2 separate regions of the Homo sapiens genome follow, and region 1 is linked to region 2. The links are chromatin contacts, found by Hi-C or POLR2A ChIA-PET in ENCODE. All regions are on one chromosome and are shown on one strand. The core of a region is the stretch at or near the end of the contact, and the rest is flanking DNA. Distances in the headings are between cores, read along the strand shown.

Evidence for each region. A loop is a pair of places that touch in the nucleus more often than their neighbours do. ChIA-PET counts read pairs that join two places held with the same protein, here RNA polymerase II (POLR2A). Pooled maps may share reads with other maps.
Region 1: a map of gastrocnemius medialis shows a loop between it and region 2 (4-fold over the local background). The contact joins the promoter of SNN here to the promoter of HAPSTR1 in region 2. A Hi-C loop is called at or near these places in 1 of 168 maps with a recorded cell type or tissue (gastrocnemius medialis) and 5 of 50 pooled maps. POLR2A ChIA-PET finds 5 or more read pairs at or near these places in 1 of 52 experiments (MCF 10A).

Annotation. Positions count from the first base shown.
Region 1 is chr16:11,665,342-11,670,015 of GRCh38, reverse strand. SNN (stannin) reads right to left here and starts at 1,561. Exons shown (of 2, transcript NM_003498.6): 1 at 1,476-1,561. RefSeq lists an enhancer at 262-361 and a silencer at 1,469-1,888.
Region 2 is chr16:9,089,045-9,093,686 of GRCh38, reverse strand. HAPSTR1 (HUWE1 associated protein modifying stress responses) reads right to left here and starts at 2,043. Exons shown (of 4, transcript NM_014117.3): 1 at 1,417-2,043; 2 at 686-766. The coding sequence starts at 1,642. RefSeq lists enhancers at 574-743, 3,013-3,878 and silencers at 894-1,393, 1,604-1,943, 2,114-2,183, 2,972-3,102.

The DNA.
Region 1 (4,674 bases), core at 312-2,811, 2.6 Mb before region 2:
GGCCCCAGCCCTCCAGAAGCCAGGACCAAGAACGGCCGGATGCCAGTGGGACTGACACTGATGGGGCTGTGCCCAGCTCTCTGGCCAGTGTTATCTCATCCTCCACCCCCACCCATGACACCCCCATCCTCAGAAGAGGAAACTCGCTCCAGAATCCCCTAGGTTCCCCAGTGGCAAAAGAGGAAGCGGGAGCCCGCAGAGCTCTGAACCGGGACTGCCCCAAGGTCAGTCGGGGTCTTCCTCGGGCCAGGCCAGAGGCTCATGCCCCCACCCTGTGAATCACCCGCTGGTCATTTTCACAGGCTGCCCCAGGGTTGGCCTGTTTGGCCAAACAACTTTGCTTGTAGATGCCGGAGAAAGTTGGTGGCAATTATATGTGCCAGACACTGAGATAAACAGCTCACGCAGATGTCTCCTTTCTGCCTCAAGACAACAGGGCAGTTGAGCTATTACTGTTCCCTCTTGGCAGATACAGAAATTGGTGGCTCAGAGAAGTTAAGTCCATTGCCCAAGGTCACACAGCTCAAAAGTAGACGCGCAGGGATTCAAACCCAGGCAACCTGCATCCAAAATCCCGCATTTCGACCCTGACTCTAAAATGCCACATTCTCCCTACCTCCTCTCCCGCGTGCCTGAGGGGCCGCGGACAGGTGAACCCCAGTGTGGCCCTCGCTGGGGCGGGCTGGGCGACCTGGGCTGGGTGCTGGGGACTTAGGGGTGACAGCGCCCCGGCGGCTCCCGAGTGCTGAGCGCGGGCGGCGTGGCAGGCGCGGTGCCAGGCGCGCTCCGCGCACCCTCCCGTTCCACCCTGCCCGGCGGCGCCGGCGTCTCCCCCACTCCACGGAGGAGCAAAGCGAGGCTCCAGGGAGGAGGGGGCTCGGCCCAGGGGGCGACAGCTGGAGAGGGGACGGCAGCTGGGGAGGTAGCTCGAATCGGCCCGACGGAGGCGGGGTGTGGGACGGGGACCAGGGGAGCTAGGCATGCCCACGCCGCGCAGCCGCTGCCCACGGAACCGGGCGCCGAACGCTGCGGCCCGGCCTCAGTTTCCCTACCCGCGAGACGGGCGCCGGACGTCACCTGGACCCCTATCCCCGGAGCCCTCCCCGGAGCTCCCAGAATTTTGAAGAACCCCGAAATGCCGGGGGAAGGCGGGAGCGTAGCTGAGGACGGGCGGGGGCTGCACGGGCGGGGGCGAGCGCCCCGCGATCCCCACAAAGCGGCCTCCGCCCCCCGCCGCCTCCTTTGTCCGGATCTCGCCGCAGCGCCGCTGACAAAGAACCCCAGCCCGCGGGCGCGGCCCCTGGAACGGACCCTCCCCCGAGCCGCGCCCGCCGGGCCGCCCCTCCCCCGCCCGCAGACCCCGGCCCGGCCCCGCCGCCGCGCGCGCCCCTCCTCGTCCTGGCCTCCCCCTTCCCGCCCCCGGGCCCCGGCGCCCCCGCCCGGCCCGAGCGCGCGGCCTGCCCCGCCCGGCTCACCATGGCGCGGCAGCGGCCCGGCCCGATCGCCCCGCAGCAGCCCCGCGGGCCCGGCTCCGCCCGCCCGGTCCGGCCGCCGCGCACTCGGGACGCAGGAGCCCCGCGCTGCGGCGGGCGGGGCCCGGCTCCTCCCCGGCTGGGGACGGGGCCTCCCAGAAAGGCCAATGGGAGCCCGCGCTGGGACGGCGGGGCGGGGCGGGCCGGGGCGGAGTCACGTGTGCTCGGGGCCGGCAGGCGGTGGGGCGGGGGCTGCGCGCGGCGGGCGGGCTCGGCCCTGGCGAGCGCGGATTGGGCGCCCGTGGGTACGGGGCCCCACTACAGGCGCCCTTCCTCTGCCAGCCTCATCCTGACCCCGGCAGGCTGCCTTGGTCCCGCCTGCTTACAGCGGAGGAAACTGAGGCACGCTGCACGGAAGAGTGCTGCATACTCCTCGAGAGCTGAGAGCGGCGGGGAATCCGGGGCAGGGGCAGGGGAGAGGCGCGACCGCTGAGGTGAATGACCTTGCTTCGGGAGGAAGCTGGGCATCAGTCGTTCGCGAATTCATTTATGTATCATTCATCCGCCCAGTCAGTCGATGGCGGAACACTGACCACGTGCCTGCCACGCCAGTCGTCGTGGGAGCAGCCACGAGCCAGACAAGGTCCCGGCCCTGACGAAGCTCTCATTCCTCTGCGGGATGAGGCTGTGAGGCATTTGCACCCCTCTGCCACCTATAATCATAGTTATTTTTAGCATAATTACCCGGTGGTTTGGCCCCCACCAAATGCCTGCCCTGTATAAACAGCCCAACACATTTTATTAAGATGACTCCGGAAGAAAGAATCTTCCCATTTTACAGATGAGGAACCTGAGGCTCCAAAGAGCTGAAGTCCCACAGCCTGCTCCTGATGGAGAGAGGGTTTTGAGGCCAGGCCTGTCTACCTGGGAAGACAGAGGCTCCAGTTATTGGAGTAATCTCCACTCATCCACCCCAAGAAGGCCATCGGCGAGAGGACACCCCAGCCCTGGGGCCCACAGAAGGGGTGAGGGTGGGTCCCTCAAGGCTTCTGTGGCCCAGGGGACTTGAGAAGACAGGAGGGGGCAGGGCGAGCTGGGACCTCCTCCTGGGAACGGGGGCCTTATTTGCTGGAAACTTCTTTCCCATTCTCAAGCAGAAGCCTCTGGAAGAGCATGGCGGGTTGGGCTCACGAGGCTGAGGTGGCCAGGCCCTCACTCCCTCCACTCAGCCTCGCTGGGCTTTCTTCCCTGCGCCCAGTGCACCAAGCCTTTCCCACCGCCAGGCCTTTGCCTATGTGGCTCCCTGCAGCTGGAACTCTTCTACTTCATCTTCCCGATCTCAGCTTAAGTGCCCCTTCCTCAGGAGGGCCCTCCCTGATCGCCCAGCCAAGAGTAGCTCCCTTGGGGTTTTTTGTTTTGTTTTTGAGACGGGGTCTTGGTCTGTCACTCAGGCTGGAGTACAGTGGTGCAATCACAGCTCACTACAGCCTCCATCCAACTCCTTCCTGGGCTCAAGCCATCGTCCCACTCAGCCTATATCTATGAATGTGGGCAGATTTGACGAAGCAATTTTTTTTCTTTTTTTTAGAGAGAAGGTCTTGCTCTGTCGCCCAGGCTGGAGTACAGTGGTGCAATCATAGGTCACTGTAACCTGGGCTCAAGCGATCCTCCTACCTCAGCCTCCCAGGTAGCTGAGACTACAGGTGCATGCCACCATGCCCGGCTAATTTTTTAATTTTTTGTAGAGATAGGGTCTCTTGTTGTTGCCTGAGCTGGTCTCAAACTCCTGGGTGATCCTCCTGCCCCGGCCTCCCAAAGTGCTGGGATTATAGGCTTGAGCCACCATGCCCAGCCTACCCATTGTGAAATTGTACATTTTTGACATTGTGTGATGAACTTTTGGTCTTCTCTCCCAGGACTAGGTGTATTGCACTCACTGCTGTGTCTACAGAACAGTGCCTGCCACACAGTGGGTGCTGAATACATGGATGTTGAATGAATGAATGATCGGACTGCAGAACTCCAGGGCGGGTTCAGCGGCAGCCTAGTCAGGAAGCCAGGCACAGGAGGTGAGCTGGGAGTTGCGCAGGAAGGGAGGACAGAAAGGCAGAGGAGAGCCCAGCTTCAGCCAGCTGCCCCACAGGCCAAAGCCGGGCATCTCAGAACAGCTCCGCCCCCACATCTGCCCAAATCCTGCCCCATCAGCCACACCTAGGAGCCCAGAATGGAAGGAAATAGGTTCTTCCCACAAAGCCAGTTCCAGCAGCCTTTGTGGTCCCCGCCTCAAGTTGGCAGAGACTTCATTAGTGGTGAGGACCTGGGAGGGGCAGGCTAAGAACCCCAGAGCCAGGACTGGCAACACGATGACAGGGGAGGCAGGGACACTTAGAGGGGAAAGATTCTTGGGGGAAAATGGTGAGGGAGATTCAGCATGGCATAGAAGCTGGGAGTCAGATTGCCAGATTCCAGGCTTTCCTGCTGGGTGGTTTTGGAAAAACAGCCGAACGTTTCTGTGCCTCAGTTTTTTCGTCTGAGAAATGGAGATGAGGCCGGGTGCGGTGGCTCACACCTGTAATCTCAGCACTTTGGGGAATGCCAAGGCAGGGGGATGGCTTGAGCTCAGGAGTTTGAGAACAGCCCTGGAAATGTAGTGAGACTCCTATCTCTAAAAAAGAAAAGTTAGCTGGCCGTGGCGTTGTGCGCCTGTACTCCCGGGTACTGGGGAGGCTGAAGTAGGAGGATTGCTTGAGCCTGGGAGGTTGAGGCTGCAGTGAGCTGTGATCACACCGTTGCACTCCAGCTTGGGTGACAGTGAGCCCTGTCTCAAAATAAATAAAATAAAATAAAATATACAGCTTCTGACCCACTAGGTCTGAGCCCCAAATCCTGCATTTTTCAAAAGTTCCCGAGTGGTGCTGATGATTCAGGGACAGACTTTGAGCAGCAAGGGCGAGTTCACTTGCTGAAAGTCACAAGGTAGTGGGCTCCAAGCCTGCACTGGAGCCCATGAGATGGGCTACAGGATCCTGCGCTTAACTGCGACCCTAACTGCTTGCTGCAGCCCCACCTTTCTCTCCCCAACAAAGAGGAGGCAGGAAGTATCGCGCCCCTCCCCCAAGCCCATTTCCTCTACCTCCCTCCGTAGTGACATCTGGCCTCACGTCCCCGGGGTTCGTCCTTACAGAATGGGATGGAGGTTCTC
Region 2 (4,642 bases), core at 794-3,293:
AAACCTATGGACTCAAAACTCTCAACAGAATTCCTGCCAGCAACTTATAATCAAATATAGGATCCTTTTAACAGAAAACACTTGATCAAATTGCTAGAGAAGAGCAGCACGTTAACATGCGCGCAGATGACTCCGATTAGCAAGCTTTCAAGCACTTCAAAACTATATAGACTGCCACGCTTTCAAATGCCTAACTCAAGAATCTTTTCCATAAAGTTCGTCCCACTTCCGACTGTAGTACAAAAAACATCAACTCTTATCTTCCCTCAATGTCTTTTCCAGAGGGAGGCAAGGCTCAGCCGTCTTCCAGCTCAACGCTTCTCAACCTGAGCACTACTGACTTTAGGGGCATGATAATTCTTCGCTGAGAGGGGGCCGGGGCGGTTATCTTGGGCACTGCAGGACCTTCAGCAGCCTCTATACACTGGGTGCCCAACAACAGCCCCTTCTAGGAGAAGCCAACCAAAAACGTCCCCAGGCGTTGCCATCTGTCCCGGGGGGCGGAGGGAGGTGTCAAAATCGCCTCCGGTGGATCTAGCTAGAGCACCGCCGCGATTCTCAAGTTGCAAGGTATTCAAGGTTAGCAGCTGGGCTGGGGAGCAGAAAACACACTTGGAACGCAGGGCAGACACCCTGACGCAGGCGGCCCTTCCCTGAATCGGCAATGCAGCAAGGTTATCTTTACCTTTGTAGAGATTGGTGACGGCGGTGGCTGCGTTTTGGAAGGGGACCCAGAGAGAAAGTCCTGGCTGCTGACACACTCGGTCTGAAAAGCAAGCCAAAAAAAAAAAAAACCAAAAAGAAAAAAGAAACACACATAGAAAGAGAAAGAAAGAGAACAAGAATGTTATTTGCGCGTCAATCACTCCGGAACGGCCATATTAGGTTTCGCCATTTTGTTCAGGGGTTTCGGGATCCCAAACCCAGTGTGAGGACCGGGGGGGCAGGGAGGTCGCGGCGGGGAAAAGGGGATGCCGCAGAGCTCAGGGGCACAGATCAGGGACGAGCCGCGGCGCAGGGAAGCGCCCCCCCTGGCAGTCCCCGCCCCGAGGCCGGCTCAGGGCACAATGGGGCCGCCCCGCCGTCTCCCTTCGCCATTTTGTGACGGGGGCTCCTCCTCTCCCGTCTCCGGGCCGAGGGGGACACCGGGTGGCCGGGCCCGGAGAGCGGGGACCCTCGGACCACCCCAAAGCGGGGCTACCCCCACGCCGGCTCTGGCCTGTCCCCCCAACCCCGGGCCTCCCTCCCGCGGCGCCATCTTGCGGGGAGGGGGCGGCAGGGCCGCGGAGCCACCGGCCGGGATCCCCGAGGCCGCCGCCGTCGCGGCCCCCCGAAGCGGCCGCTGAGCCGATAGGGCCGGGGCCGGGCCCGGGCGGGGGCGGCCAAGCGGTACCAAGATGGCGGCGGCGGCCTCACCTTTGTAGAGCTGGGCCACGGCGGTGGCCGAGTTCTGGAAGAGGTGCCACAGCTTCTGCTGCTTGTGCTCGGGCTGCGCGGCGGCCGCCGCCTCCTCCTGCAGCTCGGGGGGCAGCTGCTCGTCCTGTTCGGCCTCGGCCAGGCACTGCCGCTCCCACTTGGAGAACCAGTGCTCGGGCCCGTGCTCCTGGATCTCGGCCTCGCCCTCCTCCTTCCGCTCCTCCATCCTCCGCGGCCTCCCGCGGCCTCGCCGCCACCGCCGCCGCGTCCTCCTCAGGCGGGGCCCCCGCGGGAGCGTCGTCGTCAAGCGGCCCGGCGGCAGGGCCTGGCGACCGACGGCGCCTTCTCCTTTCAGCGGCCCAGGCCTCCTGCACCCCGACGGCCGGCGAGCCCCGCCCCGCGGCCCCGTGCAACCAGGGACGACCCCCGCCCCAGGCCTTCCCACCCCCGGGCCCGGCCGAAGGTCGCCGCGGACCAGATAACCGCTGCCGCCCCTCGCCTCGGCCGCCGCAGCCTGTCTAACGCCCCCCCATGGCGCTGCGGCCTCCCCACTGCCGCCGCCGCCGCTGATCGCCGAGCCCTCCGCGCAGCTCGGCCTGCACCGCGGAGCCCACCCCAAGACTGAGCAACGTCGTCGTCGTCGCCACCGCCGAGGACGGCTCTGCGGCTGCTGGTCCCCGCCCTACCCCGCCCACATGCTGACAGGAGAAGCACCGCCCACTGGGCCCAAGCTACCCTGCCCGGTTGAGGCGTGGCCGCTCCAAGGGCCCCTATTAGTCGGATCCGGCCGGTTCCGCGTGGCGGCTTCTGAGCACAGCGTCGTGATTGGTTCTTCGGCCTGTCTGCCTGACGTAACCAATTGGCTGGGGGAAGGGAGTGAATGTCAGGAAGGATGAAGGAGGAGGAGGGGGAGGAGCTGACAGTGGTTGCGTCCGAGCCAAGGGGGCGGGTGGGGGGTGGAGGGGAAGAGCTAGAAGGGATGCGCATGCGCACTTGCTCGCTGCTCCCCCCCCCGCTCAGGGGCGTTGAGTGGGGATCACGTGACGAGGCCCAGCGACCGCACCCCGCGGGAGCTTTTCCGGCGTGTACAGGCCCTGGGGGGATGCAAAGTCGAGTGCGGCTCCTGTGCCGCGGGCACTGAGAGGTATAGTGGGTGGTAGCGTGCTTACTCCAGCCCCTGGGGCTCCCAAAGGGAGGAGGGTAGTAGAGAAAGTGAATAAAACGCCCAACTCGTGTCCAAGTTTGCAAAGCGCTTTCCTATTCTTTTGAGTACTCCCCCTTTTTTTTTTTTTTTTTTGAGACGGGGTCTTGCTACGTTGTCGAGGTCTAGACTGCTGGCCTCAGGCGATCTTCCAGCCTCCCAGGGCGCTGGGATTACAGGCTTGAGCCACCGCGCCCGGCCCAGAGTCCCATTTCTTAGACGGGCAAATCGACCATCACAGCCAAAGAAAAACTTCCGAGTTGCGAAGTCGGCTCAGTTGCCCCTGCGCCCTGGCGTCCCCCGAGGACGTCGCGCCTTCCGGGTGGACAGGACCTCGGCGGCCGCCCGCGGAGCCAAGGATAACCCGACGGCCGACGGTGCCCGGTGCCCGCACGCGTGCGTCTGCGCCTTTGCGCGCGCGGCGGCCCCCGCACCTGTCCCGAAAAGCACACTCCCAGGCCACGTGCATGCCCCGCGTCACGTACCGGCCCCTGCCTTCCCCGGCCCGAACCCGCGTGGCGGTGCCGAGCGCTGCGCCCGCCCCTACTCCCCCCGCAGTGCGCGATAGCTGGACGCCCCTGCGGCTGCGCGCCCCCCTCCCCTGTCGGGGCTTTCTCCAGGGTCTGAGGCCCCGGAGAAGGCAGCAACGCAGACAGGCGGTGACCGCACAGAGGCAAAACCCACCATCCCCACCTACATGCCCACGGGAGGCACCATCCGGCCTGGAGCGGCGGAGGGCGCCGGCCAGAGGCAGCGTCGCCCGCAGCCTGCGATAGTGCGCTTGCACAGAGCAAGGCGGCTTTGGAAGAAAATCTGACCCCCTCACCGCGGCCTGCAAACCCCTGCAGGATCTGGCCCTGGCGCCTCTCACACAATCCCCTACTTGGCTTGTACCTTGCGCACTCCCCCTCTTCCCCACCTCGCCTGGACGCTCACACACTGGCCTGCCTTATTTCCCTGGGACACTAGGCTCTTTCCTGCCCCAGTCTGCTATCTCTGGAAGCTCTTCCTCCTCCTCTTTCCTCAGATAGCTCCTGTTTAGGAAGCCTACTAGGACAAGCCTAAAGTAGCACCCTTCACACTGTCTCGTATTGCCTGGTTATATTATTTCATAACATCAATCACTATCTAAAATGCTAAATTAGGCCTGGCGCGGTGGCTAAAAAACAGGTTTCCAATTGTAGGGAAGAATATAAAGTGAAAAGCAAACAAAAATCATTCTACCTACCTCATTCTACATCCTCCCAATCCTATTCCCAGGAAATAACTTGTGACCTTTGAAAACGGAGTTATGTGTACGTCGAGTGTGTATGTGTGTGTGTACCTATATACAAGTATGTCCCTTCTTAAGGAAAAAAAAAGATGATTTTATGTGTACTATCCTACAAGCCTTTTTTCCTTAACATAATTTGGATGTCTCCACATTGGGACCTAAAGACTTATTTATTCTTTTAAAATATTGCAAATAATTTCATTGTATGGATTCACTACAAAGTATTTTACAGGGCCCCTATTGATACAAATTTAGATTGTGACCAGTCTTTGGCTATTATAAACAATGCCATAATGAACATCTTGTACATATGTAATACAGTGAACATCCTTGCATATATACATATGTGTATTGAATATATATCCTCAGAAATAGTATTTTAGAGTCACAAGGTATATGAGTTAAATATTTTAGGAGGGTAGGCATGGTAGCTTACACCTATAATCTCAACAATTTAGGAGGCCAAGACGCAAGGATTGCTTGAACTCAAGAGTTCAAGACCAGCCTAGGCGACATAGTGAAACCCAGTCTCTACAAAAAAATACAAAACACAGCCAGGCATGGCGGCACACACGTGTAGTTCCAGCTACTCAGGAGGCTGAGGCGGGAGGATTGCTTGAGCCCAGAAGGCATAGGTTGCAGTGAGCCGAGATAGTGCCACTACACTCCAGCCTGGGTGACAGAGACCCCATCTCAATCAATCAATCAATCAATAAAACTGCCTGCTGAGTGTACGATCAATGGTTGTTGAT